Linked DNA regions of Mus musculus: region 2 is linked to region 1. Evidence: chromatin loops called from intact Hi-C (ENCODE). Cell type or tissue: heart. All regions are shown on one strand. Each heading gives the region's core, and the rest is flanking DNA. Links, peaks and the distances in the headings are about the cores only.

The links. Hi-C counts contacts between places; a loop is a spot of excess contacts. Peaks named below come from ENCODE experiments on the same cell type or tissue, not always from the same donor. Only the 100,000 strongest peaks of a DNase experiment are listed, where the experiment ranks them.
Region 2: it touches region 1 in a loop (4-fold over the local background); 16 of 42 quality-filtered maps call a loop at or near these places.

Annotation. Positions count from the first base shown.
Region 1 is chrX:140,469,478-140,485,431 of GRCm38, forward strand. It overlaps Prps1 (phosphoribosyl pyrophosphate synthetase 1), which reads left to right. Exons shown (of 7, transcript NM_021463.4): 5 at 2,520-2,693; 6 at 4,302-4,461; 7 at 5,692-6,663. The coding sequence ends at 5,784. Among named protein-coding and RNA genes, the nearest start is that of Prps1, 21 kb to the left of the region's middle. In heart, for the core only: a CTCF peak has its summit at 9,910 (motif pointing right); a DNase peak (open chromatin) is centred at 9,894.
Region 2 is chrX:140,716,426-140,732,379 of GRCm38, forward strand. All of the region lies in intron 3 of Mid2 (midline 2), which reads left to right. Among named protein-coding and RNA genes, the nearest start is that of Gm23199, 45 kb to the left of the region's middle. In heart, for the core only: a CTCF peak has its summit at 6,186 (motif pointing left); no DNase peak of the experiment used is centred there.

The sequences.
Region 1 (15,954 bases), core at 5,253-13,252:
GCCTTTACAAACCTTTTACAAAGCTGTTGGTTAGACCATTTTATTCCTGAATTAAAATATTAAACAGAGAGGGAAATGAAGTATGGGATTTTAAAGTCTATACCTTAATTTTTTATTAAAGATTTATTTATTTTATATGAGTACACTGTAGCTATCATCAGACACACCACAAGAGAGCATTGGATCCTATTACAGATGGTTGTAAGCCACCATGTGGTTGCTGGGATTTGAACTCAGGACCTCTGGAAGATCAGTCAGTGCTCTTAGCCACTGAGCCATCTCTCCAGCCCTATACCTTAAAATTTTAAACCAAACTTATTGCCACGGTTTAGCAGTTACAATACTTTATAGCTCAAATATTGCAGACTAAGGGCCTTTGATTTTCTTAGTGGATTGTGTGTTAGTAATACATACAGAAATATGACATGTGTTCTTGTGGAAATAGAATGAAGGGCTACAAAACTCAGGTGAGTAGAAAAAAAACTGATTAGAACTTTCCAAAAGTGATAACAAATCATGAAGAATTCAAACAATTCACATCTTTCCCAACCTTCTCTTTAATAAACTGCTCCCTTGGTTCATCCAGCCAGATATATATAGCTTGATGAACTCCATTTAATGAGCAGTTATCGGCTGTGACAGTGGTCACAATCTGTTTTTAACTTCTTAAGCATTATCTTCATGTCTTTCTCAGGACTTAAAAAGTAGTTAATTTGAAATAATCAAAAAGGTTTGCTTTTTTTTAAGTTTGGTATAAGAATACTACTTTCTGCAAATGGCTTACTGTTCTTTGTCATTCTTTCACATTCTAATTACTTCATAGTGGTGGAGTGAGTGATGCTCGCTAGTGCCTTGGCAGAGTTGGGGAGTAGCTAAGGATCCCTAGTGTGATCATGATTTGCAATGAAGCTCTCCACTCAAGGGAGTCGGGGTTATTTTTCTAACCCTTTTCTGCTTTGTTGGTGTCTTGGCCAGTGAGCATGAATAATTTGGAACACTTAAAGTAACTGATATCATGCATTTGTCTTGAGTGTCATCATTCCAAGTAAACTGGTTACCTCTGATGTTAGGTGCCTAGCCAGTAGTAATTAAAGAGCACATGGTCTAAGGTTAGTTTAGAACCAGGTAGAAATGTTGCCTAGAGTTATGTTTTGAACCTTATATGGTCACAGGTTCTCTTCAACAAAAACTTTGGTACAAGGGAAATATGACATAATGCTAAAGTTTGATCAATGCCACATTTAAAAACAAAACCTAAAGCAGGAATCTTTTCCTTTTTTATTTTTATTTTTGTTGTTTTTTGAGACAGGGTTTCTCTGTGTAGCCCTGGTTATCTCGGAACTCACTCTGTAGACCAGGCTGGTCTTGAACTCAGAAATCCACCTGCCTCTGCCTCCCAAGTGCTGGGATTGAAGGAATGGGCCACCACTGCTTGGCGGAATCTTTTCTTTATGACAAAGATTATACAGTGGTGCCTGGGTACAAATGTCATAGAGGTAGCCTATTGTCTTTACATTAAATGACTGTTTTCTTTTATTTATTTAGTATAGAATAGAGTTTATTTAGGGCATGGGAGAGGGGAGTTGAGGAATAGGGGAGAGAGAGAGAGAGAGAGAGAGAGAGAGAGAGAGAGAGAGAGAGAGAGAGAGAGAGAAGATGAGTAGAGGCCAGCCATGAGCACATGGAGAGAGAGTGGGGAGGGAATGGGGAGAGAAGGGACAAAGGGGAAAGAGGAAGAACAAGAGCCACTGAACGACTTTCTGCATAAGTGAACTGTATTGTACTTTATTGTCAGATTTGTCTTCTAACCTGCCTTTGATGGGAAAAAAGTGAGTTTTCTTCATTTGATAATAATTTCGGCTATATAATAACATACCCTGTTTGTCTGGTTAATTGGCTTAATTTTCTTTCTAGAAGGAATCTCAAGGTTGGTGAGCAGGTACAGTTGCTATTTACCACCAGTGGTAGCTGTTACCACCATTTGGGGAGAGAGGGTAGGCTTTACTCCACTCCTGCCACCTTCAGGTTCACTTGTCACTAATTCTAGACTCACAAGTCTTCCATGATGGAAATTGGGATAATCTGTACACTCCCTGCACTAGCTATAAGATCTCTCTCTATCTTCTGCTTTTAGTTAGCAAGCTAATATACCTTAGTATATGCTGCTTCCCAGGACTGGTGAAGGGTATGCCTACCCCATCTATATACTATGGACTGTGCAAGTTTGAATATTATATTCCTATACTGCTGTTGGTATTACAGAAGCATCAATCCACAAAATCCAGTTTGTATTGTTTGTTTTGTGGGATGTTAATGATAGTTGCTTTCTTCTAGCTCAGGGATCTGTCTTACTTTCAAGGAGTATTCTCCTACAGTAAAAACATTCCGTTATTTTGTGTAAGTGGGCACAAGCGATGGAACCTGGGGCCAGCTGTCTACCACTAAATGACACTCCCAGCTTTGGAAGCCGCTTTGCCTTGGATTTTTGTCTTTCCTAACTTTGAACATCTATTTTACAGAGTGACCTCCATTGCAGACCGGCTGAATGTGGATTTTGCTTTGATTCACAAGGAACGGAAGAAGGCCAATGAAGTGGACCGCATGGTACTTGTGGGAGATGTGAAGGACCGTGTGGCTATACTTGTGGATGACATGGCTGACACTTGCGGTACAATCTGTCACGCCGCTGACAAGTGAGTACAGGCTAGTTAGAAATAAAAAGCTAAACTACTCTTTACTGATTCTTTCTGAAACACAACTGAAGGGTAAGTAGAGTAGTAGCTTTGGGATATTCTGATCATGTTAACTTTTAATAACATATAGATTAGTAAGTATTCCTCATTTCAGATTTTTTTAAAGATTTATTTTTATATCTAAATACACTGTAGCTGTCTTCAGATGCACTAGAAGAGGGCGTCAGATCTCATTATAGCTGGTTGTGAGCCACCATGTGGTTGCTGGGATTTGTACTCAGGACCTTTGGAAGAGCAGCCAGTGCTCTTAACTGCTGAGCCATCTCTCCAGCCCTCATTTCAGATTTTTAACTTTTATAAACAGACACTGCTTTTACATCCAGGATATCCTTAATGAGTTATCAAAAGTTAAATCCATCACATACACTTTACCTTTTAAAAGCCCTTACTTAGTAACACAATCTACCATAGACTGGGTTGTCTCCCTTCATGATTACATTTCTGCCTGGAAGCTGTGTCAAGACAGTATATTGATTGCATATTGCTAGACCAGGGAAAGATGAAAATTCTACACCTGTTTTTTACTGAATGGATAGTATGTTTGTGCCATTATAAAGTCCAAAAATTCTAACTTCAAGTAAGTCAGAACAATTTTTATATGGTAAAGTTTGCCCTTTTATTTATTTTATGTATATGAGTATACTGTCACTATCTTCAGACACACCAGAAGAGGGCATCAGATCCCATTACAGATGATTGTGAGCCACCATGTGGCTGCTGGGAATTGAACTCAGGACCTCTGGAAGAGCAGTTGTTGCTCTTAACTGTTGAGCCATCTCTCTAGCCCCCCAAGTTTACCCTTTTAACCATCTAATTCAATGACAATTATATTTATAATATTCTACACCGCTACCTTTCTGTTTTGTTAGAAATCCCTAGATGTCCTTTACACATACCATGGCAAGCATGTGGAAATCAAAGGACAACCTTCAGAATGGCTCGCTCCTTCTACCCTATGGGTCCCAGGGATCAAGTTCAGGTCCCTAGGCTGGGCAGCAAAGCACAGGCAAATTAAGTATTTCTGCTTAAGCTTACTCTCACATCACAGTTATAAATTTGCAATCTTGTGAAACCATACATAGTTCTATTGTATAGTTTTTCATATCATATTGAAGGGCATTTCTCTTTTTGCCATACAGAAAGGAAGAGCACAGGTTACTCCTGGTAATTTTTTAAGGGTCTACCACAATAAGGCTTAGTGCAGGCTTTATTCTTTAATAAGTCCAGAACTGTGTCCCCCTAAAATTCATGTGTTGACTTCTAGCCCCAGGTGTGGTTTTGCAGATTAGCCAGGGAGGTGTTTAGGCATAGTGAGATCTTGAGCAGAACACTCATGATAGGATTAGTGACCTTATTAAAAGAAACTGTTTGCTATACTTTCTTTCCCTGTATACTAGAAGGTCCTGTGAGCGCCTATGTTGTTTGTCTTAGCCTTGTTTGTGAAACAAACTTGTCTGATATTCTCTTATGACAAATTAATACTCTGCCTTCTTCCCAATTCAGATTCTCTATTTGAATGTCAGATTAATCAGATCTTTTTTTCTCTAGACTTCTCTCAGCTGGCGCTACCAGAGTTTATGCTATCTTGACGCATGGAATCTTTTCTGGCCCTGCCATTTCTCGAATCAACAATGCATGCTTTGAAGCAGTAGTAGTTACCAATACCATACCTCAGGAGGACAAGATGAAACACTGCTCCAAGATACAGGTGATTGATCCAAAACCAAATTTCCATTAAGTGTTTTGCAGATGGTAACATTAAGTCAGATGTGTTAATACTGAAGCTTAGCTTCTTTGGGTTTTCTGTTTGTTTTGTTCTGAGAATGGAACCCAAAGTCTTGTTCCTGTAGGTAAGCATTCTACCACTGAATTTCTAAACCCATCCTTAGCTCCTTTTTTCTTTTGGCGATAAGGACTGTGTCCAGAGTCCTACTTTGTAGTATCAGTAAGTTACCCAGATTGGCCTTGAACTTACTGTGTAGCACAGGCAGGCCTTGAACTTGGAATCATGCCTTAGCCTCGAAAGTAGCTAAAAGCCTGGCTTCCTTCTATGAGTTTTTTGTTCGTTTACTCGATACAATGTCCTACTACTGCAGCCCTGGCTGACCTAGAATTTGTGTAGATTAGGCTGGCAGTAAACTCAGAATCTACCAGGCTTTGCCTCCTAAAGTGCGGGGATCAAGAGTATGCTGGACCACATCCAGCTTTGTATATTCTTTAAAACTTTTTTTTTTTTTTGAGATAGGGTTTCTCTGTGTAGCCCTGGCTGTCCTGGAACTCACTTTGTAGACCAGGCTGGCCTGGAACTCAGAAATCCACCTGCCTCTGCCTCCCAAGTGCTGGGATTATAGGCATGCTCTTTTTTGTGAGTTTCTGTCTGTTTTTAGAGACAGGTTTCTCTGTGTAACCATGGCTGTCCTAGAACTTGCTCTGTAGACCAGGCTGGACTCAAACTCACAGAGCTGCACCTGCCTCTTCCTCCTGAGTGCTGGGATTAAAGGTGTGTGCCACTACCATCTGGCTACTTTGTGTGTGTGTGTGTGGGCGCACATGTGTGAGTGCACGCGTGAGTGCACGGATCACATGTAGAGGATCCCAAAAGGGTATCAGATTCCCTGGAGCTAGAGTTAAAGGTGGTTGTGAGCCACCTGACCTTGAACTCTAGTCATCTGGAAGAGCAGTCAGTGAGCGCTCTTAACTGCTGAACCATCCTCTTCACCTGCTCTAGGCATGAACTTGGCCTGTACAGAATCACTCTTTTAATGATCAGGTCAGGGTTTGCATCTTAACTCCTTCCTAAGTGATTATAGTACAAGGGAGGAGTTGAGTGCTAGATCCTTCATTAAGTTTGCTTTCCAGGCTGCTCATATAGGCTACAGCTAAGCCCATAAACTCTGCTCTTCCATACTAACCTGGTGCATTTTTTTTGCCTTTCTAGGTGATTGACATCTCTATGATCCTTGCAGAAGCCATCAGGAGAACCCACAATGGAGAATCTGTCTCCTACTTGTTCAGCCATGTTCCTTTATAACATAACTTCTGAAGCATTTTGAAAATAAACCAACCCCACCCCTTGTTTTTCTTGGTATTGGTGAGTTGAGCAGAAGACCCAGCTTGCTTCAGTATAGCTTTTTCCATCTCACATTAGCTATATTACCATTTGTCCTAAATGGGAGAAAGACAGATTGCTATTAGCTGCTAGGATGTTCAACCTGCATTGTTGTATCCTGGCTTTCTTGTTTATTTTGTGAACCTTGCAGCTTTAAGTTGAGCTCAGCTCTTGAAAGGTGTATAGACTGTTAAGAGAGTATTCCACAAGGTCCTTAGGACGTGATTGGCAAAGCTCATACTCCATTGCATGTGAACGCTTTGGGGTTTTCGTCATTCAGAATAACTAGCAACAAAGCCAGCCCATGTGTAATACATTTTCAGAGGTCTGCAGCAAGAACCCTGAGCATCCTTAAACATAGTTGAGCATCCTGTAAGGCAGGGGCAGGTAGCTCAATGCAGTAATTAGGTTTTGGGAGGAAGAAGCCTGATCCATTGCTATTTAACTCTTCTCTATCTCGCTTGGATTCTCTACACCTATTCCTTTCCAGTTGGCTTTACCTTTAGCTATTGTGACCCTTTCCTGGCCAAATATCTTGGACTCAGTGATCATTGTAACAATATCTTCGGTAATACAGACTTGCTTCTTGCTATGTAACTGCTAACATTCACATTAGGTAACTTGCTGTAGCACGACCTTCCTTAGCCTACTACCTCTGAGGTGGTGGGTTTAGGTGGTGTCGCAGTGCCTTTTGATTAATTTAAGTATTTAATTTTTATCTTCCTTGGATCCGTTTGGCCTCTCAATTGAACTTACTGTATTGTGTAGAAGAAACTTAATAAAATGTCTGTCATGTGTGCAGTTTTGGGTGTACTGTCATATCTGATTTCCCTTCTGGCTTGTGTTAGGTGTTTCACTGGCCAGCACATCTCTCTTTCCTAACTATTTTAGCCACCTTGTTAAGAGAAAGCAAGACATAAAAGTATCTGAGGTTTAGTGAGAATTAGAACTAATTAATTCTGTGTACTATACATGAATTATATCAAAAATAATTAATTCCTTCTGGGTTTCTGCCACTTATTCCTGGAAATCCAAATTCCTATTTCTTTTCAGCTGATTTTGTCTAATGTGGTAATTTCCCTCCTTTACCAGTGCTTAATTTCTGAATAAAATTTGGGATTGTAAGCACGTAGAATTTAAGCATAAGATATAATGCATTGCAAAATTTTAAGTGAGTTTCTTTGTATATGACTGTATAAGGATATACAGTTTTCTTTGAGACTCATAGAATATAGACCTCGGTGGAGAGCGCTCCTTTGTTCTTTTAAACCTTGATCTACCTTTCTGTGGGGAGGGTTGGTTTTCTTTGGCTTTTTGGGGGCGTTTGATTTTTGACAGGGTTTCCTCTGTTCTAGCTATCCTGGAACTCGCTTTGTAGACCAGGCTGGCCTAGAACTCAGATCATCCCGCCTCTGCCTCTGGGCTTAAAGGCATGTACCACCACGCCCCGCCTCTGGTTCTACTTTTGACTTCATTATGCTTTTGTTGAATGTGGGGATAGCTGTGTTGGTTAGACTTTTGACAAAAGTGAGTCAAGAGAGACTAGAGTAAGCTATGACATCTTTTTTTTTTTTTCTGGAAAAAAGCTCAGGGACATAATTGCTACTTCCTGAAGTATTGGATCTGTGTGTCAAGGTTCATCATTTCAGAATACCATAGTTACTTATCCACAAATAATACTATCCAAGAACCATACTGAGTACCTGAAACCATAGGTATTATAAAACCATGTATAAACTCGATTTTTCACTACACAAGTATACCTATGATATTTATAAACTAGGCACTGGTAAGAGCAATTACAGCTCCACTAATAAAATTGCCCAGATCTCTATTGTGCCTTGGGACCATCAGGTGAAGTAAGAGACAGCTGATGTAATAATAGGCTGTTAGCATATATAGTGTGCCTGTCTTGGAAAAAAGGATCCTTATATCTTAGGCAGGATTATGCAATAGCATTATGTCTCAATGCAACACAATTTAAAAGGTTACATTTTCTATCTATGTGCACATGGGTGTGTGAGATACCATGTACCTGTGGAGGTCAGAGAACAACTTGAAAATTGTCTTTCTACCACGTAGGGCTCAGGAATCTAACTCAAGCCAGGCTCCTCAGCAAGTGCCTATATCCACCAGCCACATCTGTTTTGGGGAGTCCCTCATATGTTTGAGGCAAGGTCTCACTATAGCCCTGGCTGGCCAGGAACAGGCTAGTTATAAACTGGGAGAGAGATCTGCCCCTTCGAGTGCTGGGATTAAGTGTGTGTGTGTGTGTGTGTCCGTGTGTGTGTGTGTGTGTGTGTGTGTGTGTGTATGTTCCCATATCCTGTACAGCTCCCTACAGCGAATCTATAGTCTTATTTTGTTTCTAACGATGCTTTGCTGATGAATGTATTCTACCATGTGAGTCCTGGGAATCAAGGTCATGCATTGAGACTGAGCCATCCGGCCAGCCTCTTAGGGTTTTGGAAACAGGGTCTGTAGTCCAGATCAGCCTAGAACACACCAGTGTCTCAGGTTTGCCTTAATTTGTGTGGCAATGCTGCTCCCGCCTCCTCAGTACTAGGTTACAGGCATGAGCCACTACCCTAGTTTGGCAGTGGATTCTTAACTAGTTATTTAGCAGGAGGCAGCACCCCAGTGGTGCAGTTAATGGGAAACTCCCTGTGATCTGAGAGACCTTACCTGGTTCTGTTTTACGCTCTCCTCACCTTTATCCCCAGAGATCTGAGAACAGGTACCCAAAGCCAGTGCTTCTGTAAGATAAGGCCGGGGGCTCCTAGTCCCAAGTACTCTTTCCAGATCTCGAAGTGTTCTGCTGGAGACAAGGGTGAGAGTGCGTACCTAGTCTAGAGAGGCTGAGACAGGAAAGCTGCCATGAATTTGAGCCATCTTTTCTATCTCAGAAAATAAAAATAAAAAAAAATAAAATAAAACGGTGTTCCCTACTAAAAGTGTTAGAGTCAGTTAGTAGCATGACTCTTAAACTGAGGATTATTTCGAAATACCAAGAATTGAGTTTTGGAAAGGCACTATCTTTATTGGCCTGCCTTCCTACCCCTCCCTGGTAAGGAAGTGGTCTGCAGAATCCAGTGATAGGTACTCCCTGCTGCACGCACAGTATTAGCAAGGCTGAAGAAGGTAGCTTCACACTCAGGCCCAGTGCTCAGGATAGAGACCATTGGGAGACAGTGCTTTGTGCGAAGAGCCCATTACTTGAGGGGAAGTGGACTCGTAGTCTGTGTCTCCATATTTACCGAAGCCTCAGTTGATTGGCCTCCTAAAGTCAACCCCTGGCTTTTTCCTCTGCTTTTGTAAAGGACCACCACCACCCCGGGGTTTTTGCAACCCATGCATATTAGGACCTCAAGTTTGGATACAAGAGGGTCATGCATCTTTGGAGTCCTCTTGAGGGCATCATCTGTGGTAAGAAAGTCACCTTAGTCATCTATGTGCTGACCTTTTGTAACTGCAAATGGGAGAAGAAACAGACAACACAGCAACAGGCAGGCACACACTTTAAATTACTTCCTGTCACACTTCCAAGCCAAGAATTGATAGTCTTGTATCTATCTATTAGTACTTTGCTGTTTTCTCCCAATTGCTTCTTGCAACCTGGTACCACAAAATAGACATCGGCTCCAGGATACTGCTGCCCTGTAACGAGAGGCTACTGTTGAGACATCGGGGAGTTAATGACATGGATTACAGCTAATGATTTCCTCTTTAAAATTTTTTGAAGGTTTTTTTATTTTTAAAGAGACATTATATAGCCGACTGGCCTCCACATCCTAACTCCCTTTTGTGTTTGTTTTCTTTTTTTTGTTTTGTTTTGTTTGTTTGCTTTTTTTTTTTTCCGAGACAGGGTTTCTCTGTAGCCCTGGCTGTCCTGCCTGGCTTGTAACTCCCAGAGATCTGCCTGCCTCAGCTTCCTGAGTACTGTGATTAAGGGCACGTGGCACCACCCAGGGCTTAAGATGTTTGTTATTTATGTGTACCTGTGTGAGCACGTGGGTTTGCACACTTACAGGCAGATACCCATGGCTGCCACAAGGGGGCATCAGATCCCCTGGAGTTGGAATTACAGGTTACCCAGAGCAGCAAGAATCTGAATGGCTGAGATGTCTATTCATCCCTCCCTCCCTCCCTCCGGGTCTTTTTCTTTTGGGGGGGGGGTCGAGACAGGGTTTTTCTGTGTAGCCCTGGCTGTCCTGGAACTCACTCTGTAAACCAGCCTGGCCTTGAACTCAGAAACCCGCCTGTCTCTGCCTCCCAAGTGCTGCAATTAAAGGTGTGTGCCACCACGCCCGACTTGCATGATGCCCAATGGAATCATGTTAAGATATGTCTATCTTTTCATAGTTTTTTTTCATTATTATAAATTCTTTCTCTTTGCTTTTCTTGGGGTGGGGGCATCTTTTTTGAGGCAGGATCTCAAATACTGGCAATTCTTTCTCTGGTTCCAGCATGCTTGGATTACAGTTATGTACCACCATGCCTGGCTTAATTTTTTTCTTTTTAAAAGTTATTTTTTAAAGCCAGCTGTGGTAGCCCAGACCTTTAATGCAAGCACTCAGGGGGCAGATATGTGCAGATTTCTTGAGTTAGTCTGGTCTAAATAAGTTCTAATACTTTTAAAGCTACATAGTGAGACCCTGTCCCAAAAACAAAATGAAATTTTTAAATGATCTTGTAGGGCTAACAAGATAGCTAACTCACCAGGTAGAAGTATCTCTTCCCAAGCTGTTTCGTGCTCATAAATTGTCCTCTGGCTGTGGCATATGGGCCATAGCATATGCCCTGCCACACAAAATAAATAAAAATTTAATTTAATTTTAAATATAATTTTGTATATATTTGAATTTTACAGTATAAGAATACAAACATATCCATTATCTCATAGACACTTTGTGACAAGAACAACTGCACTCTGCTTATTTAAAACTTCTAGGCTGGGGATACAGTTAAGTTGGTACAGTACTTACCTAGCCTGCATAAGGCCCTGGGGGGGGGGCGGGGAAATCACCTATAATCCTAACAGTTTGGAGGTAAAGGCAGGAAACGGTCAAGATCATCATTTACAACACTGAAGAAATGTGCTGACCAGTGGTAGTGTACACCTTTAGTCCCAGCATTTGGGAGTTAGTAGAGGCAGGCAGATCTCTTGAGTACGAAACGAGCTTAGTCTATGGGAGTTCCAGGACAGCCAGGGCTACAAAGCCAAGCCAAACAACAGAAACTGCTGCTGCTATGGGGCTGGCTTGGAACTCAGTATGTAGAACAGGCTGGCCTTGAACTTAAAGAAATGTGCCTAAAACATCTTTAGTGGTTGAGCTAGAGTTAGCAATGTGTTATTTACCAGTAATTGGAGTTCATCATCAAACACTGCATTGCCCTCTGTGTAGAGGCTGTCCTGGAATGTGACTGATATACCATGGGTCACAATATTCATGAAAACTGGATCCTTCCTCCCCTAGCAGTTATAAAATACCAGCCACTCCTATGCTAATAGGATTTCAGGGCCACCCATCCCGACACACACACTATGCTGAGATTTTGTCTGAGCTTGTGCGGCATCTATGCATAGTGTCACAAGCACTGAGTTCCTATGTGCATCTGCCTGCTGGGTCTGTAAGCACTGTTTCCTTGAAGTCACCCACCACTGGTGTCTGGGACTCTTTCTTGCCCCCTCTTCTGTGAAGATGCAGAGGCTTTGGGGAACAGTGTGATATGTATGCCCTATTTAAGGCTGAGTTCCCTATAGTCTCACAGTTTTTGTACGTTGACCAGTTGTGAGTCTTTGTGCTTAGTCACTAAATACTACAAGAAGCAGCTTCTCTGGCGAGTATTGAGAGATGCGGTTCTACAGAGACTTTACCCACTGGGCAAGATGGTGGATGAGGTGACCTAACAGCAGGTCATTTAAACTTCCTTTCCAATGGCAGGCCCTGAACAATAGTTTTAGGTGACTCTGGGTATATAGGTATATAAATCAAATATTTACTAAGAATAAGTCAATTTTATTTCAAATTTTCTTTAGTCTACATATAATTTGATTTAATTTTTGAGATAAGGTCTTTATATGTAGTTCTGGCTGTTCTGACTAGGCTAGCCTTGAACTCACAAAGATCCACCTGCCTCTGCCTCTGGAGTGCTGGCATCAAATGCATGTATATTATTAAGGATGAAAGAACATTTAAATACTAATGAAGTGAATTGCTCATTTATTTTTAAAGGATTAAACTAAACTTGACTAAATATTTGGTACTGCAGATCTAAAGTATCTTTATGGTTTTCCAGGGGTGATCGATATTTATATTTTACACTGGTCACACTGAGAATGCCACACATTACTTAAATATGTAATATAAAATGACAGAAGTGTACTTACTACCGTTTCAGGGGTTGCCTGAAATTCTGTTCTAGTTCCAAGCCAAATTTATTTTAAAAGGTTTTATAAGACTCAAGTCAGCAATTTAGACAGCAATTTTTAATTTAAGTATTTTATTTTACAATATGGCTGTTTGCCTGCATATATTTCTATGTACCATGTGTATGCCTGGTGCAATCTGAGGCCAAAAGAGGACATTGGATTCCCTGGAACTGGTGTTATAGATGGTAGTGAGCACCATGTGTATGCTGGGTATTGAACCCCAGTCCTCTGGAAGAACAGACAGTGACCCTAACTAATAAGCCATCTCTCCAACCTCAAAGAGGATTTTTTTTTTAATTCAAGTGTTTTGCCCAGTACCATCCAAAGAAACCCTAATATGATACTTAACACTCTAAGGAATGAGGACAGGGAAATATTAAAACACCGTTCTTCATACTTAAACCTTTGCATTTCTGTAAGAACAGAAAACTGTCCAGTAAAAACACTGTAATTCATATCCTACAGTAATCTCAGATTTGAGTCAGTATGGTTCAGGCAGTGTTTGCTGGCATCGTGTATCTTGACGGCCTGTGCCGTTAAGTGTACTCCTGGATTTTGTGCCAAGATTACAGCGAGGGTACAGAATGCAGCACAGACAAGTGTCACCAGAAGCACCTCGGGTTCTCTGGCCTTTCAGTTGGAATCCATTTGGGGTTGTTGCACGTTCACTAACCAATTGCTGCCAGACTTTTCCCAACCCCGAATTTAATCACAAGACCCACAGTTTAGGAGGCTGTTGTCTACAAATAAGTAAATAAGTTTTTAGGACTTGCCATAGTAAGGAACGCAATGATGGGCAAACCAGGTGCTATGGGAACCCTGGAGGAGATATCTAAACCTTAGGAGTCAGGAAAGACTTATGGTATGGGTCAATCCTCCAGGAAAAGAGCCAAGACCTGCTGAGGTGCTGGCTGAAGGTGAAGGAAATACAGAATGGGTAGTAGAGGAAGGTAGTTATAAATACCAATTAAGGCCACGTAACCAGTTTCAGAAACGAGGATTATAAAGTAATATGAATGCCCATTGTAAATTTACTAATGCGTTTGTGATTGTACGAGGGATAGTTATATCATGTTAGGCGTATTTACAACCTTGTTATTGTTTCATGTGAACATGAGATATTATTTGTGTCAAGTTGACAAGGGTGGATTGTAGTGGCTATTCCTGGTTGTCAACTTGACAATATTTGGAATGAACTACAATCCAGAATTGGAAGGCTCACCAGTGACCCTTATCTGGAGGCTTGGAGATCCTTATCTGGATCTTAGTTTGAAGATCTTGAGCCATAGTGGCTATGGATTCCAGAAGATTGAATCTCCGAGTTTAAGGACTTCCTGCTTCCAGGAGACAATTGTTGTGACACACACCCGTCTTCTATCAGCTGGCACTTTTTTTCCCTTTTTTCTTTTTTATTGGGTATTTTTCTCATTTACATTTCCCATGTTATCCCAAAAGTCCCCCATACCCTCCCCCCCACTCCCCTACCCACCCATTCCCACTTTTTGGCCCTGGCGTTCCCCTGTACTGGGGCATATAAAGTTTGCAAGTCCAATGGGCCTCTCTTTCCAGTGATGGCCGACTAGGCCATCTTTTGATACATATGCAGCTAGAGTCAAGTGCTCCGGGGTACTGGTTAGTTCATAATGTTGTTTCACCTATAGGGTTGCAGATCCCTTTAGCTCCTTGGGTACTTTCTCTAGCTCCTCCATTGGGGGCCCTGTGATCCATCCATTAGCTGACTGTGAGCATCCACTTATGTGTTTGCTGGGCCCCGGCATAGTCTCACAAGAGACAGCTACATCTGCGTCCTTTCAGTAAAATCTTGCTAGTGTATGCAATGGTGTCCAGCTGGCACTTTTGTCAACATTCCTCAGCCTCCCTCATCTCTGGCTTGCTCTTCAGCTGCCATTTCTTGCGTGGTTCTCCACCCTATCTAAGCCTTGAACTTCATTTGTATTTCTTGATTATTTTTTCCATTGGAAGACTCATCCCCATCATCAGTGATGGAGATTCCCAAGTCAATATCCTTTCATTTTCCCCCTCAAACTCTTTTGAGATTGAGACCAGCCTGGTCTATAGAGTGAATTCTAGGACACCCAGGGCTACACAGAGAAACCTGTCTTGAAAAGCCAAACAACTTGAGGAGGAAAGGGTTTGTTTCAGCTTACACTTCCAGGTAACAGCTCATCACCGAGGGAAATCAGGACAGGAACTAAAGCAGAGGCCATAGACAGATACTGCTTACTAGCTTATTCACCAAGGTTTGCACAGCCTGCGTTCTTATACAGTCTAGGACCACCAGCCAATGGGTGGCAACATCCATCAAGAGCTGGTCACTCCCACATATCAAACATTATAATCAAGAAAATATACCACAGGCTTGCCAACAAGCTAATCTGGTAGGGTCATTTCCTCTATTGAGATTCTCTTTTATTTTTTATATTAAATGCAGGTTTGTTGGGAATCTGCTCTTGGGTGGGCCAGTTCATTGACCCCAAGCACAGAGGCCAGGGAAGTCACCATGGAGAGACAGAAGTGGGGAGGGAGGGAGACAGGGCACAGAGAGAAAGGGAAAGAGCCTCTTTTTTTGAGATTTTTTTTTTTTAAGATTTATTTATTTATTATATGTAAGTACATTGTAGCTGTCTTCAGACACTCCAGAAGAGGGAATCAGATCTCGTTACAGATGGTTGTGAGCCACCATGTGGTTGCTGGGATTTGAACTCTGGACCTTCGGAAGAGCAATCGGGTGCTCTTACCCACTGAGCCATCTCACCAGCCCTTGAGATTATTTTTATTAGGTATTTTCTTCATTTACATTCCCAGTGCTATCCCAAAAGTCCACCATGCCCTCCCCCCCCACTCCCCTACCCACCCACTCCCACTTCTTGGCCCTGGCGTTCCTCTGTACTGAGGCATATAAAGTTTGCAAGACCAATGGGCCTAAGAGCCTCTTTTTTTTAAAAAAAGATTCTCTTTTTAGATTTATTTTGCTTTTATGTGTATGAGTGTTTACACGCATATGTGTATCACACATATGCCTGGTGCCTATAAAGATCAAATCCTCTGAAACTAGAATTACAGATGGGTGTGAGCCACTATGTGGGTGCTAGGGACTGAACCAGTGTCTTCTGTGAGAGCAGGAAGTAATTCTAACTGCTGAGCCATCTGTCCAACCCCTGAGGTTCCCTTTTCTAAAGTAACTCTAGCTTGTTGTCAAGTTTGCATAAAGCTAGCAAGCATACATGGGTTTGGGGGCTCAAACTCACATCGCCAGGCAAAAGGAAAGTGTTTTTATCGGCTAAGCCATCTTGTTGGCTCTTTTATAATATCATTCCGGTGGAGACACGAAAGAAAAAAAAATCTTATCCAATGACAGACCAACTTAAGGATACACCAAAATACAAATCGGTGGATCAATGAGTTTTATTGGCTTACTTACAGGAATAAGGGCCAGGGGTTACTTACAGGAGCAGAAATGGCTAAAAGATAGATGTCGGGCAGTGTGGCTAGTTTGATGCTTGCTCATGACTTAGCTGGTCTCTGACTCTTCAAGGAAGCCCTGTTGGTCTGAGCCTAATCGAGGCAGCTCAGCTGGTCCAAGAGTGGTGGCGGAGGGAAAGGTCTACTTCCAGAACTTCTGATGCCTTTGCATGTGT
Region 2 (15,954 bases), core at 2,705-10,704, 240 kb after region 1:
GTCTCTATTAGTTCATTTGGTTTTCACAACTACTTCTGAGATAGTGTTATTTCTGTTTTACAGGTCAGAAAGATAAGCTCAGAGAAAAGTGATTAGAATCCAGTCAAGCCTACTTGACTTCCAATACAGAGCTCTTTCTACTTGACTGTGCTGCCTTCTGGGGTAGAAAAAAAAGTACTAATAAAACACAGAAACAGCACATGAAACTCCTCAAAAGAAAGAGGGGCCAGTTTTCCCAAATAATAGTTTTAGCTACAAAGAGTGTGATCAAAAAGCAGGACGACTTTGATGGTTCTAATGGAACGTGGGTGGGCTGAGGATCTAGCTCTATCGCTAGAGATACATTGAGCCCTCATGGGTTCAATGTCCAGCACTGAATGAATTCCTAGCACTTGGGAGATAGAGGCAAGAGAATCAAAAGTTTAAGGTAATCCTTAGCTATGTGTACCTTGTTAAAAAGAGAGGGAGGGAGGGAGGGAGGGAGGGAGGGAGGGAGGGAACATAGATAATCTGTTTCAGAGTTGGCAGCTCAGCTTACGTTGGAACCAACACTAACAAGCTTGCTTGATTTTTTTTTTTTATTCCTATGGACCTGTTAATCATTATCCATAAAATGCAGACATCACTCTGATCCATATACCTCTTGGGTTGCTGTAAAGATAGATATAGACATGAAATAGCTTACAGAGCTCTCTTTATGCTAAACCATGATGACTGTACAGTACTGTTATTCTCTCCATGGCCTCACTAGGTAGATATGGGTGAATGAAGTTAACGGTGTCACTAAGGGCAAATTTGTATGAGAAAGTGGCTCTGTAAAGTTAGGTTTTTTTGTCTAGCAACTATTGGGGTGGGGAAAACAGGCTTACTTGCCTTACCTTAAGAGTAGTTGAGAGAGTTATGTAATATAAAATTTATGTAAAATTACACACACACACACACACACACACACACACACATATATATATATATGACCACAAATACATACGTATATATGTACATATATTTTGTAACTTACAGAAACTTTTTTCTGTTATATTCACAGAACATTCACACACAAGTATATGTGTGAATGTATATATGTATATGTATATGTATATGTATATGTATATGTATATGTATATGTATATGTATATGTATATGTATATATAATGGCTTTTCACAGCAAGGCAACACTCATTGAGATCTCTGGGTAAGCCTATTTCCTTGTGACTCCAGCAGCACTTGTATAATGTCAGAGTTGCTGTTATTTTAATAACTGACTCTCTTTCCCACCCCAATGGCAGGCAGGCAGGCTAATAGGTTGATTCCCTGCTATGCTACATAGAATGGAAATTGAATGAGAGAAAGTAGACATTTGTTAGCAAGTGTTTTAATGAGCTTCCTGTATACAGAGATTTTACTCTGCTTGGAGCTCCCAGCACAGAACAGATGGAAAACTCCCTCCAGAAGCACTATAAAGAAGACTTAAATCTGAATGCAATTACAGTGATATATTTTTATAACTAAATGAATATGGTAGTTACCTTTCTTTCATTGACACCTATTTCTTTTAGATTCCAGCGAATATCTTTTGGCCCTCAAAGCCTGGGGATTGTGTTAATTATGGGGTATCCTAGAGCAGAAAAACAAGTTTGGGCCAGCCAAATTCTTTTCTAGCTAACCATATGAAATGTGATTGGTGTTTTGTCAAAACTCAGTGGTTGACTCCCTCCTGCCATTGCCCCTTTGCTCTGAATGATGATACTAAATAGGTGATGATGTGGTTCCTGGTAGGGAGAGAGTCAATCCCTCTGGGCACTGACCTTTTCTTCTGAATACTGATGGGAAGTGTGATAGCGTGGCACCAGGAGGATAGTCTGTCTTCCTTTTAGAGAGGAGCTAACCCTGTCCTACAGTGTGGAGGTCACTGTGTTCTCGAATGGGATCAAGAGCTACAGAAGGAAGAGTAAGGGAAAGGGTAAAAATGGTAAAAACAAATCATGCCTGGTCCGGGATGTCCCACAAAACAAAGCACATCACAGTTTTAAACCAAAGAAAAGTATTTCAGATGATAAAATGATACTTGCTTCTTTCTGCAGATGATGAAAAAGTTATAGGAGGAGTCACAGTTGCCATAGTCATAGATGTCATGGTGAAACAAGACAAAAACAAAAGGAAACTGACATTTTATCACACATTAGAAAGTGTATAAGATGATTAAATGACACTATCTAATAAACATATACAAAATCTTCTGAGATTAGTATTTCTATTATCCTATATAGAGTAGAGGAAACTGAGCCCACTTGTTGTAAAGGAGGCTTGTCTAGCAATATATTTTGATTTTATGCTCATTTTTTTAAAAATCCATTTTCAATTTTAATGGAATTTTGTTATGGTGAAGTTAGGCTGTCATCCCAGGAGTTCCAGAGAACTTTTCTTCCTTTATATTATCCTTAAGAATTTGTACTTAGAACATGTTCTGGGTGATATGCGCGCGCGCGCGCGCGTGTGTGTGTGTGTGTGTGTGTGTGTGTGTGTGTGTGTGTGTGTGTAGTGTAATATATGTGGACAGACACCAATATATTAATATAGATCTGTTTCTCTCCTTTTCTTAACTCATCCATCAAGTGCACTAGTCCTTCTTGCCATATGACTTAGTTGAGACCCATGGAACTATATCCTCAAGAAATACTTGTCTTTTGTCACAGAGATGAGACTATTCTGAGACTTCCTATCAGTTACGTGCGCAAACATGACTCATCATGTTCTTTTCCGTAGGGCTTTTTCCTCTGGTGCCTCTCTCCTCTCCTCACTCTTGACCTGACCTGTCCTGTCCAGCTCCGAGGAGTGCACTTTTCTGCTGTAGCTGATTGCATTCTTCTGCTTTGTTTTTTTGTTTTGTTTTGTTTTGTTTTGTTTTGTTTTGTTTTGTTTTGTTTTGTTTTCTAGTGGTCCCCTGCCTTTTCTGAACACGGACCGAGGATTTTCTGTTTTGTCCTCGGAAATCCACTGCTTCTGAAAGAAGCTCTTCTTTCTCAGAATAATTCCTTTCCTGTCCTTAGATGTTAGACTTGGCATTTCTCTGGACCTTCCAGTAGAGATTGCTGGCTCTGAATGTGTGTAGAGAATATTTGAATGCTGTATTCATCTTCAAGAAACGAAGGTCTTGGGGAAGAATGCTTATGACAGACATGAGTGCCAAGAGGGACTAAATTTTCCCTGCATCCCAGTCCAAGAATAAAGAAGGTATAAACTTTCCATTACTTGCCCTGTCTTTCCCTCCTTCTGTTATTCAGAGAAGCACAACCAGGGCAGCTTTGAATAAAGCTCATGTAATAGTCAGAAACTTACTTTCTGGGACTACCATTGCCACCCACATGGTACATGAACTTAAGCAGAGCATCATGTGGGCACCTCTACTATACTGTTGTACTGAAATTTCCTGACCATACATATATCATGTGTTAAACTAACAGCTTCCTGAAGGCAGGAGTCATGGCTTTGCCATAGTCATTTAGAAAACTGCTATGCCTAATGGTTCTTTCTGATCCATTCTGTCACCACCCTGCCCCTCACCATCCAGGTTCCATACTATCCAAAAGTTTGGGCTTTCTACAATGCAAATGCATTATGCCACTTCTCTTTCACAAAGACTTCAGTGCTTCCCCACTGCATTTAATGTAAAGGTATGTAAGACCCACCATGATCAGGACTGTGGTTCCCTTCATAGTCTGTTCTTTTAGCATCTGCATTTCATGTTTTGTTCACCAACTTCACAAACACTTATGTTCATGTTTACCCTTGGCCAGGCACTTGAGGTACAGTGATGGACATAGACCTTGTCTACGCAGGAGCTAACTGGTTTTCTTTTCTTCTGGCTGACTGTCCTATAAAGCACTGTTGAAGACTCTTCCTCCCCAGGAAAGCCATGACCCATGTTCCATCCATCTTCCTTGCCCTTCTTCTACCTAGTTTAGGTTCTTCCCTTTCCTATGCCCAGAGTACGCCAATCATACTTTCACCTCTGCACTTTTGTGTATTAATTTTTTTTCTCTCCACCAGACAAAACTCTAAGAGTAAGATATCCTGTAATTGTATTCATTCTTTTCTTGTGCAGTACACCCCTACAGCAACTTCCCATCATCCTTACTCCTCCAAGCTCCCCCTCCCCTGCCTTCTCCCCTAGATCCATTACTCCTACATTTATTTTCCTTCAGGAAAGAACAGGCCTCCCAGGGATACCAACTGTAAATACACAATAAGTTACAATAAGACTAGGCACAAACCCTCACATCAAGGCTGGATGAGACAACTCAGTAGGAGGAAAAGGATCCCAAATAAAAGCAAAAGAGCCAGAGACACCCCCATTCACATTGTCAGGAGTTCCCCCAAAACACCAAGCCAACAACCATAACATATGTGCAGAGGACCTAGCACAATTGCATGCAGGCTCTGCAATTACCATGTCAGTCTCTGTGAATACCCCACCCCCACCCCAACCCCCATGAGTCGCATTTATTAGTTCTCTGGGCCTTGCTCTCTTAGTGTCTTTGACCCTTCTGGCTACCACAATTCTGCCTCCCCATCTTCTGTGGGGGTCCCTGAGCTCTAGGGGGAGGGGCATGATGGAGACTTCCAACCTAGACACTCTGCCTAATGTTTGGCTGTGGGTCTCTGTAGCAGTTCCCATCAGTGGCTGGAGGTAGCCTCTTTTATGATGATTGGGCTAGACACTGATCTCTGAATATCATTATGAATGATTTCCTAATTTTTTTTTTGGCCATGTTCAGTTTTACCCTAGGTTTCTGGGCTACCAATCCTCCAGTTCCTGATCATCCAGGCATTGTCCAGCATGGGTTTCCTCTAATGGAATGGCCTTGAATTAGACCAGTCACTTGTTTGGCCACTCTTACAAGTTCTGCACTACTATTGCCCAGCACATCTTGTAGGCAGGACAGATTGTAGGTGGAAGGTTTTGTGGCTGGATTGGTGTCCCACCCCACCACTTGGAAGCCTCGCCTGGCTATAGAAGATGGCCAGTTCAAGCTTAGGCTCCATATCCCCCATTACTAGGAGTCTTCACTAGAGTCCCCTTCATAGATTCCAGGCAGTTTCCACTTCACTCGGTTTCTATGTCCCCCCCCCATATGCCCTCCAATTCCAGTCATCTGTCCCTATACTTTATCCCTCCATATCTCTTCCAATTTGATCCTTCCTCTTTCCATCCATACTATCCCCCAGTCCACCAGCAAAATCTATTCTGTTTCCCTGTCCCAGGGAGATCCATGCATTCCCCTATAAGCCTCCTTGTTACCTAAGCTCTTTGTGTCTGTGGGTCGCAATATAATTATCCTTTGCTTTATAGGCAATATCCACTTATAAATGAATATGTACCATGTTTGTGTTTCTGGGTTACCTCACTCGGGATGATTTTTTTTTTCTAGTTGCATCCATTTGCCTGCAAATTTCATGTCATTTTTTAAACTGCTGAGTAATATTCCATTGTGCAAATGTGGAGAAAGAATTTTTTTTTAACCAACTCCACATCTGATAGAAGGCCAATATCCAAAATATATAAAGAACTCAAGAAACTAGACATAAAAGGAACCCCAAACAATCTAATTTAAAAATGTGGTACACATCTAAACAGAGAATTCTCAATGGAGGAATCTCAAATGGCTGAGAAGCCCTTAAAGAAGTGTTCAACGTCCTTAGCCATCAGGGAAATGCAAACCAAAACTACTTTGAGATTCCATCTTAAACCTGTCAGAGAAGCTAACATAAATAACACAAGTGACATCTTGTTCTGGCGACGACGTAGAGCAAGGGAAACATTTCCTCATTGCTGGTGGGAGTGCAAACTTGTATAGCCACTATACAAGTGGGATTTGTATGGTTTACAAATGGGATTAATATGGTTGTTCTGTAGAAAATTGAGAATCTATCTCAAGACCCACCTCTACTACTTTTGGGCATCTAGCAAATGGATGCTCCCTTCTACTGTAAAGACGCTTGCTTAACTATGTTCATAGTGGCTTCATTCATAATTGCCAGAATCTGGAAACAATCTAGATGTCCCTCTACTGAAAACTAGATAAATAAAATGGGGTATATAAGCTTCTTTTGTTTTATACCCAGCACATGGCTTGGTACTAGCACTGTTAAGAAAACGATGATTAAGTAAACAGCTCCCCCTGGTGGCTAGGTTTTCGAAGTATAGTTTTTAATGCCCCAGAAGGGTGAACCAGTTACCCTGGTAAGGTAATTTTTTCTTTCAACAGTAAGAAAGGAAGTATTTTAAAATATGTGGTCTCCTAAAACCTATGTTGTTATTTAGACATTTCTCCGTTTTTTCATATTTCAGCAAACAATATTGAGATGACAAAACAGATCAAAGAAAACAATTTTGAGCCATCTTGTAAAAAGAAAATATAAGCGCTATTTGTCTCATGTAGTGAAAAAAATGTAACACGGCACAGTTCTCCTTCAGTATCCATGGAGGATTGGCTCAGATACCAAAATTCTCAGATGCTCAAGTCCCTGGCATAGCAGGATTTAGTATTTGCATATAATCTAACTATATCCTTGTATATACTTTAAATATTTGCAGATTACTTATAATAGCACAGTGTAGCGGCTATATAAATAGTTGTTGTACTAAATTGCTTGGGAATAAGACCAAATATCTGTACATATTCAATACGGATGCCAATTTGTTCAGATATTTCAATTATGAAGTTGATTAAATCCACAGGTACGGAACTTACAGATGTGAAAAGCTATCTGTATAGGCTTTGTTCATTATATCTTGACTTCAGAGTCAACACAGTCATTCTTATTCGTTGACTGATTCAACTGATACTTGTAGCTTTACCTACAGTATGTCAGGCACTAGGCTACATGTTGTGGATTCAGTTGTGAGCAAAACAATGGCCCCACCATTAAGGAGCTTGCATCCAAGTTAAGAGGCACAATTTTTTTGTTTGTTTTTGTTTTTTGAGACAGGGTTTCTCTGTGTAGCCCTGGCTGTCCTGGGCTCACTCTGTAGAGCAGGCTGGACTCAAACTCAGAAATCCACCTGCCTCTGCCTCCCAAGTGCTGGGATTAAAGGCGTGCACCACCACTGCCTGGCAAACATTTTTAAAACATATTCTTATTAAGAATTATGACTGGTATAAAAATAATGAAGGATGCAGAATGATATATGTGTGGAGGGAGAGGCATAGAACGAGAGACACAGAGGAAGAGATTGAGATTATATTGGATTCAACTATTTTACCAGACATTTGTAATTGTTAGAGTTTCAGAAAACTACAGAAATGTCTCCCTAGGCATGCCTAAAAGCTTATAGGAACTCTAGAGAGTTTCCTTTTTTGTTTGTTTACATTTTGACTTGGGAGGAGGCGTATATTTTGTCATGTATATGTATTCTCATGATCACTACTGGAATTAAGTCATTTTGTTATCTCCCCTTCAAAATCACATGTGCTACCTCCTTTTAAAAATTAGATTTAGGTATTTATTTCTACTTTATGTGTATGATGTTTTGCCTGCATTCATATCTGTGCACAGACTGCATGTCTGGTGCTCACAGAGACCAGAAGAGACTGTTGGAACCCCTAGACCCGACATTACAGATGGTTGTGAATCATTGGATGTGCATGGTGGAAACTAAACCTGCAAGAGCAGCCAGTGCTCTTAACCACTGAGTTGTTTGTTGAACCCCATGTGCTACCAATTTGTAGTATAGTCACATCTGTCTTCCTTATAGCCACTGGTCTGTTCATCATTATAATTTTGTCATTTCTGTAATGTTTTGTAAGTAGAATCATATAGTATTCAAAATAATTATGATTTTCTGTGTCACTTATAATGCCTCTGTGATCCATTCAGCTTGTATCAATAGTTTTGTTCTATGATTTTATATGGTTGGGAGGGCGTTCTGTTATATGAATGTTCCATTGTTTGCTTATTCTTGCTCTCAGCAGGGAATATTTCGGTTGTTTCCAGCTTTGGGGCTATTATAGTAGTTCATATTAGTTGTGTGTGCACGCTTGCATAAATGTTCTTATTTGTAGAGTAAATGCATAGAGGTACAAGTTAGAGACTTGTATCTCCTTGTGGGTTTGTAACCAGTTACTGTGTAGTAGAGAAGTAGTGAGTGAAAGAACACCAGATGAGCAGTCCAAACACAGCTCCAGAGTGGCGTTTAATACGATGTTGGATGATTCTGTCCTGTTTCCAGAACTCACAATTTAGCAATACAGTGATAAGGTTGAAATCTATGAGGTTTTTCAGTCTTTTTCAAATCTAATCTGTTCATAGTTCTGATGGGATATGTATGTGTGTATGTATGTATGTATGTATGTATGTATATGTATGTATGTATTGTTTTGTTTTGTTTTTTGGGTGTTTTGTTTTGGGTTTTTGTTTGTTTGTTTGTTTGTTTTGTTTTGTTTTTTTGAGACAGGGTTTCTCTGTGTACCCCTGGCTGTCCTGGAACTCACTCTGTAGACCAGGCTGGCCTCGAACTCAGAAATCTGCCTGCCTCTGCCTCCCAAGTGCTGGGATTAAAGGCGTGCGCCACCACTTCCTGGCTGCATGTATGTATTCTTACTTATTCACTTTACATCATGCTCACTGCCTCCATCCCGATCACCCCTGCCCATGACCCTTCCCCCATTCCCCCCACCCTTCTCTTCTGAGCCCAGGGGCTCATACTTGTTATCCCACAGACCCTGGCACATCAAGTCGCTGTGAGACTAGGTGCATCCTTTCCCATTGAGGCCAGACATGGCAGCCTGGATAGAAGAACATAGCCCATGGATAGGCAACAGCTTTTGGGACAGTCCCCCGTTTCTTCCAGTTTGGGACCCACATGAAGACCAAGCTACACATTTGCTGCATATGTGTAGGGAGTCCTAGGTCTAGCCCGTGTATGATCTTTGGTTGGTGATTCAGTCTGAGAGCCCCAAGGGTCCAGGTTAGCTGACTCTGTTGGTCTTCCTGTGGAGTTCTTATCCCCTTTGGGGCCCTCAATCCTTTCTCTTGTTCTTCTATAAGAGTCCCCAAGCTCCTTCCACTGTTTGGCTGTGGGTGTCTACATCTGTCTGAGACAGCTGCAGGGTGGAGCCTCTCAGAAGACAGCCATGCTTCTGTCTGCAAGCAGAACAGAGTATCATTAATAGTGTCAGAGATTGATGTTTGCACATAAGATGGGTCTCAATTCGGGCCAGTTATCAGTTGGCCATTCCCTCAGTCTCTACTCCATTCCCCATTCCTGCATTTCTTGTAGACGGGATAATTTTGTGTTTGAAAGTTTTGTGGGTGGGTTTTTGTTCCTATCGCTCTACTGGTGTTCCTGCCTGGCAACAGAAGGTGGCCTTTGAGGGGTTTTTATTTTTAAAGTAGGTCTCTACCTCATTTCACAAAGAAAATTTAATTGTGTACATACATAAAACACTAGATGCAAAGTCTAGGTCATACCTTTCCTGCTCTTTTCTTTCATGTCCTGAGCAATTGCCTTGTATAAAAAGGGCATATTGATGGAAACAGATGCAGCAGCCCACAGCCAAACATTAGGTGGAGCTTGAGAAATTCTGCCAAAGAAGGGGAGGAAAGATTGTCAAAGCCAAAGGGGTCAAGGACACCATAAGAACATGGCCTACAGAATCAACTAATCTGGGCTCACACAGACTGAATTGCCAACAAGGGAGCCTGCATGGAACAGACCAAGGCACTCTGCACATGTGTAACAGTTGTATAGCTTGGTCTTCTTGTGGAACTCCTCACAGTGGGAGGAGGGGCTGGCTCTGACCCTCTATTTATTTATTTATTTATTTATTTATTTATTTATTTATTTACATATTTTCCTCAATTACATTTACAATGCTATCCCAAAAGTCCCCCATACCCTCCCCCCCACTTCCCTACCCACTTCTTCCCATTTTTTTGGCCCTGGCGTTCCCCTGTACTGGGGCATATACAGTTTGCGTGTCCAATGGGCCTCTCTTTCCAGTGATGGCAGACTAGGCCATCTTTTGATACATATGCAGCTAGAGTCAAGAGCTCCGGGGTACTGGTTAGTTCATAATGTTGTTCCACCTATAGGGTTGCAGATCCCTTTAGCTCCTTGGGTACTTTCTCTTGGCTCTGACCCTCTTAACTGCCTTTGTGACACTTTCCTTCTACTAGTTTGCCTCACATTGCGTTAATAGGAGAGGAGGTGCCTAGTCTTCCTGTAACTTGATATGCCATGGCTGTTTGATATCCATGAGAGACCTGCCCTTTTCTGAAGAGACACAGCGGAGGAATGGATGGGCAGGGGAGAGGGTGAGTGTGGGAAGATTGGGAGGAAGAGAGAAGGGAGGAGAAGCTGGGGTAGGCTTGTAAAACAAATAAGATTATTAAAGGGGTCACATTGAGGGAGACATTAGCTAACTTGAAGACTACAAAGGTTTCATGGTCTGATTCCGGGAAAGAAAGTTCTCCAAACCCAGCACCGAAATTACCATATTCAATTGTTCTAGAAAAGCCATTCCTAAGGCAGGTATGTGGAGCAAACTGGCCCTTCCCTATATTGTCAAAGATTTTTGGTAGGTAGGCAAGGGTAAAATAAGCATGTGTACATCAATTACATTTTCCACATGTGGGATGTATTGTATTTTCCTGTCAAATAAGAAAAATACACAGTGCTTACAGCAATTAATTCTAGAAAATGTGGTTATCCTGAGAGCAATCACTTCACTTAACACGCGCGCGCACGCGCGCGCGCACACACACACACACACACACACACACACACACACACACACACAGTGGTTAAAATCAGACATGTACAGCTGCCTAGTTTAAAATCCTGATTTTGACTCTAGCTGTATGACCTTGTACAGATGTCTACAACCTCTGTGCTTCTTAATTTCTTTTTCAGAAAGAATAATGATGGTGCCTTCCGCAGAGGGCTGGTAGGTTAACCAAAGCAGCTAAAATCCACGAGGTCATTAGAAAAGTGACAAGCAGCACAAAGTGTTAAGTATTGTGTATCTGTCCCATAAGCTGACAGGAAATGTGTCTCTTAGTCAATATCTGTCTGGTGCTCAACTCATTAGCATTCTTACACCACTGGAGATGGCTTAGCTCCCATTCCCCACTTGCTTGGCTTCAACAACTATTTCACATCCATATCCTAATGTCTCATGTCACTTCCTTGCCAACAAACAAACAAACAAACAAAAAACACCAAAAAACAAAGCAAACAAAAAAACCACCAAGGACCTATGGCTGTTAGAATTGTATAACTTTGCCCAAGTAACCTTTGCCTCTCTCCTAGGGTGTAGTTCCCCCAAGGGCGGGGAGCTAAAGATCATATTAATAACTTCATATATTTCTTAGTTTTTAAGGTGGCCACCTTTTCCCAAATCAAAAGGAAAACACCAGGTATATTGGAGAAAGTCCTGCTTCCTTAGTTGTTTTTATGTAAATCTTCACTACTGTCTTTGAAATGTTGTGGTGTTTTGAAAACAACATAAAAGATCTCTCTTCTTCCCTGTATTCCTTTGAACCTAGCAGCTGTCTGCGGGGAGGTGCTGGCGCTGGCCATGGGGGTTGTGTATGTATGTCCTTAAAGTGTGATCTGGCTTAACACCTTAGCTTTGATGCTACCACAGTCAGTACTATGTCTGCTTCGTACATATTGCATTTTCTTGAGGGCATCATTGTAAAAAGCAATAATGTTTTGCAGCTTTGTTCGATGGCAGAGCTGTTCATAACAGCTTCTTGGTAATTCATCAGCTGCCCAATTTACCTCTCCCTTTCCCTTCTCAGCTCCCTTGCACAGAAAGCAACTGAATGTGAATGACTTCCAACTTAGGCTCTTTTGTCTGATGTTATGGAGTGTGAGACGAAGGAGCAAAACAGTAACCGACAAACAGGAAATGGGAGTTTGCTGTGTCCTCTCTCACTTCTTTGGGTCCTGTGCCTATTTTCTCTCCCTACATGCTTTGGGTGTTACTATAACACCAAGATCCTGATTCAAAATGGCAGCACATATTTCCATAGCATATCTGCAAACTTCATGGGTTTCTTTTGTGTATATAAGCATGTATATGTTACATGTACATGTATGTACACATGTCGGGGTGGAGCAAGAGGCTGGTATTGGCTGTCTCCATCTACTCCTCCTTGCCTTATTTTTTTTAATGGGGTCTCTCACAGACTCTGGAACTTATCAGTTCAGCAGGACTAGCAGGCCAGTGAGATCCAGGCAGCTTCATGGTTCTTGTTTTTTCTCAACACTAGCCCTGAGAGTGCCCACCACCATGCATGGCTTTTTATGCATGTTCTAGGGATCCAAACTGGGGTCCTCATTCTTGCATGGCAGGCACATTACCCACAAAATCGTTTCCCCAGTTCCGTTTCTTTCTTTAATAAAACATAGTTTTGCTTTATTCCTCATGGTGCCCTTAATCTCAGAAACCTCCTGCCTCAGCCTTTTGAGAGCTCCAAGTATAGGTGCAAGCCACTTTGCCCAATTTGAAATCTTTTTAAAACACTGCCTCTGTGTGTGTGGTGTGTGTGTGTGTGTGTGTGTGTGTGTGTGTGTGTGTGTGTGTGTGTGTGTACAGGAACACATGCCTGTATGCGTATGTGCCTGTGGAGGCTAGCAGAAAACATCTGAATGACCTTTCTAGTTTCTCTACACCTTCTGTTTTGGAGACCATGGTCTTATTGCTGAACCTGGAACTTGCTCTTTTGGCTAGACTAGTTGTTGGCCAGTGAGCTCCAGAGACCTCTGTCTGTCCTTTCCCTGCTGTATTGGGATCACGGGTGCTTGTGGATACACCTGACTTTTTGCATGTATGTTAGGGATCTGAGCTCTGGTCCTCATGCTTATGCAAAAGCAGTTTACTCACCAGACTAGACTGTCTCCCGATCCCTGCATTGCTGCTTCCAAACTTACTTCACTCTGTTGCCCGGGCAATCTGATCTGCTTCACCAGGCACATTCTCTCCTGTTCCTCCCTATACCTTTACTTTCTAAAGAAAGTAAAGTAAGTATCTAAGTATTTTCTAAAGAAAGTATCATATCATTCTCTGCCTGGGCTTCTCTCCCTTTAACCCCACTTCTTTTTTTTTTTCCATTTTTTATTAGGTATTTAACTCATTTACATTTCCAATGCTATACCAAAAGTCCCCCATATCCACCCACCCCCACTCCCCTGCCCACCCACTCCCCCTTTTTGGCCCTGGTGCTCCCCTGTACTGGGGCATATAAAGTTTGCAAGTCCAATGGGCCTCTCTTTCTAGTGATGGCCAACTAGGCCATCTTTTGATACATATGCAGCTAGAGTCAAGAGCTCCGGGGTACTGGTTAGTTCATAATGTTGTTCCACCTATAGGGTTGCAGATCCCTTTAGCTCCTTGGCTACTTTCTCTAGCTCCTCCATTGGGAGCCCTATGATCCATCCATTAGCTGACTGTGAGCATCCACTTCTGTTTAACCCCACTTTTTCATGCCCAACTGTTGCCAGATCAGCTACAGAAGACATTTTATGATCTTCTGGCAAAGCTAGATGCTTCCTGGTGTGTTCTCATAGGGCTTTGATGTATTTCATTGTATAACTTGAGCGTTCTTTAAATTCTAATTAGTTGTATTCACACTTCATTCTTTCTACTAAACATTAAGTGCCTTGAAGGCAGAAGCTGTGTTTTTCATCATTATATTCCACTCCTTGTAAATTGCAGGCACTCACTTTGCAGAAACAAAAAGTTCTCCATGTGATCTTTAATGCTGGGATTTTAGAAATGTCTAGGTGGAAGGTGATGATCTATTTGAGAAGACAGTTTCTTAGTTGGCATTGACTTGTCAAGTGGAAGATACTGAGATGGAAGAGCCAGAAAGCAGTCTGGGTATCTGGGATAATTTATCAGTAAATAGGTATTGTTCCACCTGAACCAGAATTCTTAGTGCCTTCTGAACTCCTGCCCAACTCTCTATAGGATGGGTGATGTGAGGATGAGGAGGAAGGTGTGGGTAAGGACATTTCTCACAGAGGCAGAGAGAAGGCAGACGCACTTTAAACACAGGAATAAAACAAAGACTTGGAGAATGAGATTTCCCCTTAAAATTGTCCAATGCATTTGCAATGGCTTATTGATCATTAGTTGAGAGGTTTTAGAAACATCAAGGAGCTAAGCCTCTGGGCATGCCTGGGAGGGATTATCTAGATTGAGTTTATTAAGGCGGGAAGATCCACTCTAACTGTGGGAGGGATCTATGTGGAGTCTTACAGTGAAGAAAAAAGGAGAGCGCCCGCCCGCTGAGTACCAGCGCTTCCCATTCTTGGTTTCTGATTGCCTATGGAATGTAGCTAGCTGTCTCCAGGTCTATCTGCTGTCATCCTCCCACAGTAATGTACACTGGAACTTTGAGCCAAAGCAAGCTCTTCCTTCCTGACCTTGCTTTTGTCGCTTATGTGGCAGTAGCAAAAGAAAAGTAGTTAATACAACATCTCTGAAAGGAGCTAAGGGTCTAGGCCACTTACATTCCAATAGAGAGTTTAAGCACTTGGCCAAAATAACTATTTACTTCAAAAAGATCTTTGTAACCTATGACATTTGTGAACACCCCATGTATTTGTTTCCTTGCAGTGACTATCAGTAAAAATCCTCTCAACAAAGGAGCTGTTGAAAGGTAAACAGTTGACAAGAGTAGATCTTACTTTACAGTTAGTCTTGGAGCTGAGACAGTCTCAGCAGTAGAGTGTTTGCTTAGCACTATGAGGTCTTAGGTTTAATCCTCACCACTCAAAAAGGAGGCGTGGTATATGGCTGGAAAACAATATGCAAGTCAAGTTCTTGCTGCAATTGAAAAGAAAATTAAACAACATGGAACCAATAAGACCTGGGGCCTGGCCAGGGCCGCCTGGGTACCTAGAAAATAGTGAGGCTAAGATACTTTGTCTTCAGTATCATGGAATGCTCCCCAAAAGCTTTCTGACGTAGGTAAGTTAACACAGGTTTGCAGAATTACCTCAGTGGTATCTTCAAGGAGGATAAATGTTTAAACACAAAATTTAGTGTAAATTTATATAAAATCATTTAGCCAAGCCCACTAACTCGAAACAAAGTCCAAAGAAAGAACTGGAGGCTTCCACACACCGACTAATCCGCCAAAGACATTTAATGAGACAACCTGAGTGACGTTAAATGAAGGGTTAAAATGTAACTGAAGTAACCTTACTGTATATTCAAATAAAACTGCAAACAAAACACTGGCCTTTCAAATGCCGTCCAAGCAATTTGAGTTGTTTTATTCACATCATGAAGACAGATTTTTCCCTGGAGTTTTTCCTGTTCAGAAATCATTTCAAGACCTTGCTCTTCTGGGCTGCTTCTTGACATGGAAACATTTTAATGTCATTGCTTTAGCCTTGATTTGGAGTTTTGCCTCTTCAGCCAACTTTCTGCTCTACTAGTTGTGCTTGGTGTGTGTGTGTGTTATTGCTGTTGTTTTAATGAAATGGCTCCCAATCTGTCCCCATCCTAGGTTCCACACTTCAACCTAAATTTTCTCAACAAAATATATTTACGATGGCATAACTACATACATACATACACACATATATGTATGTATGTATGTATGTATGTATGTATGTATGTATATTACTGGGCCAATTCTATTAGCAAATGTTCTGTAAGTAATCATTTTGCACAAGGCATTGTGCCAGGCACAGTGGAAGGAACAACGCAGTGGAAAAATCTCTTCTCAAGGAGCTTGGTGTTTAATTGAAGATTTTTGAGCAAAGAGTATATTAGTTATGTTTCTTGTTACTGTGACAAAATACCTGGCAGAAGCAATTTAAGTCCAGGAAGGTTGATTGTGGTTGGTGGTTGGAGAGAAGAAAGGGCAGCAGGAATGGGACAGCTGCTCACACTATGTCTGCAGTCAAGAAGCAGCTCACTGTGTCCT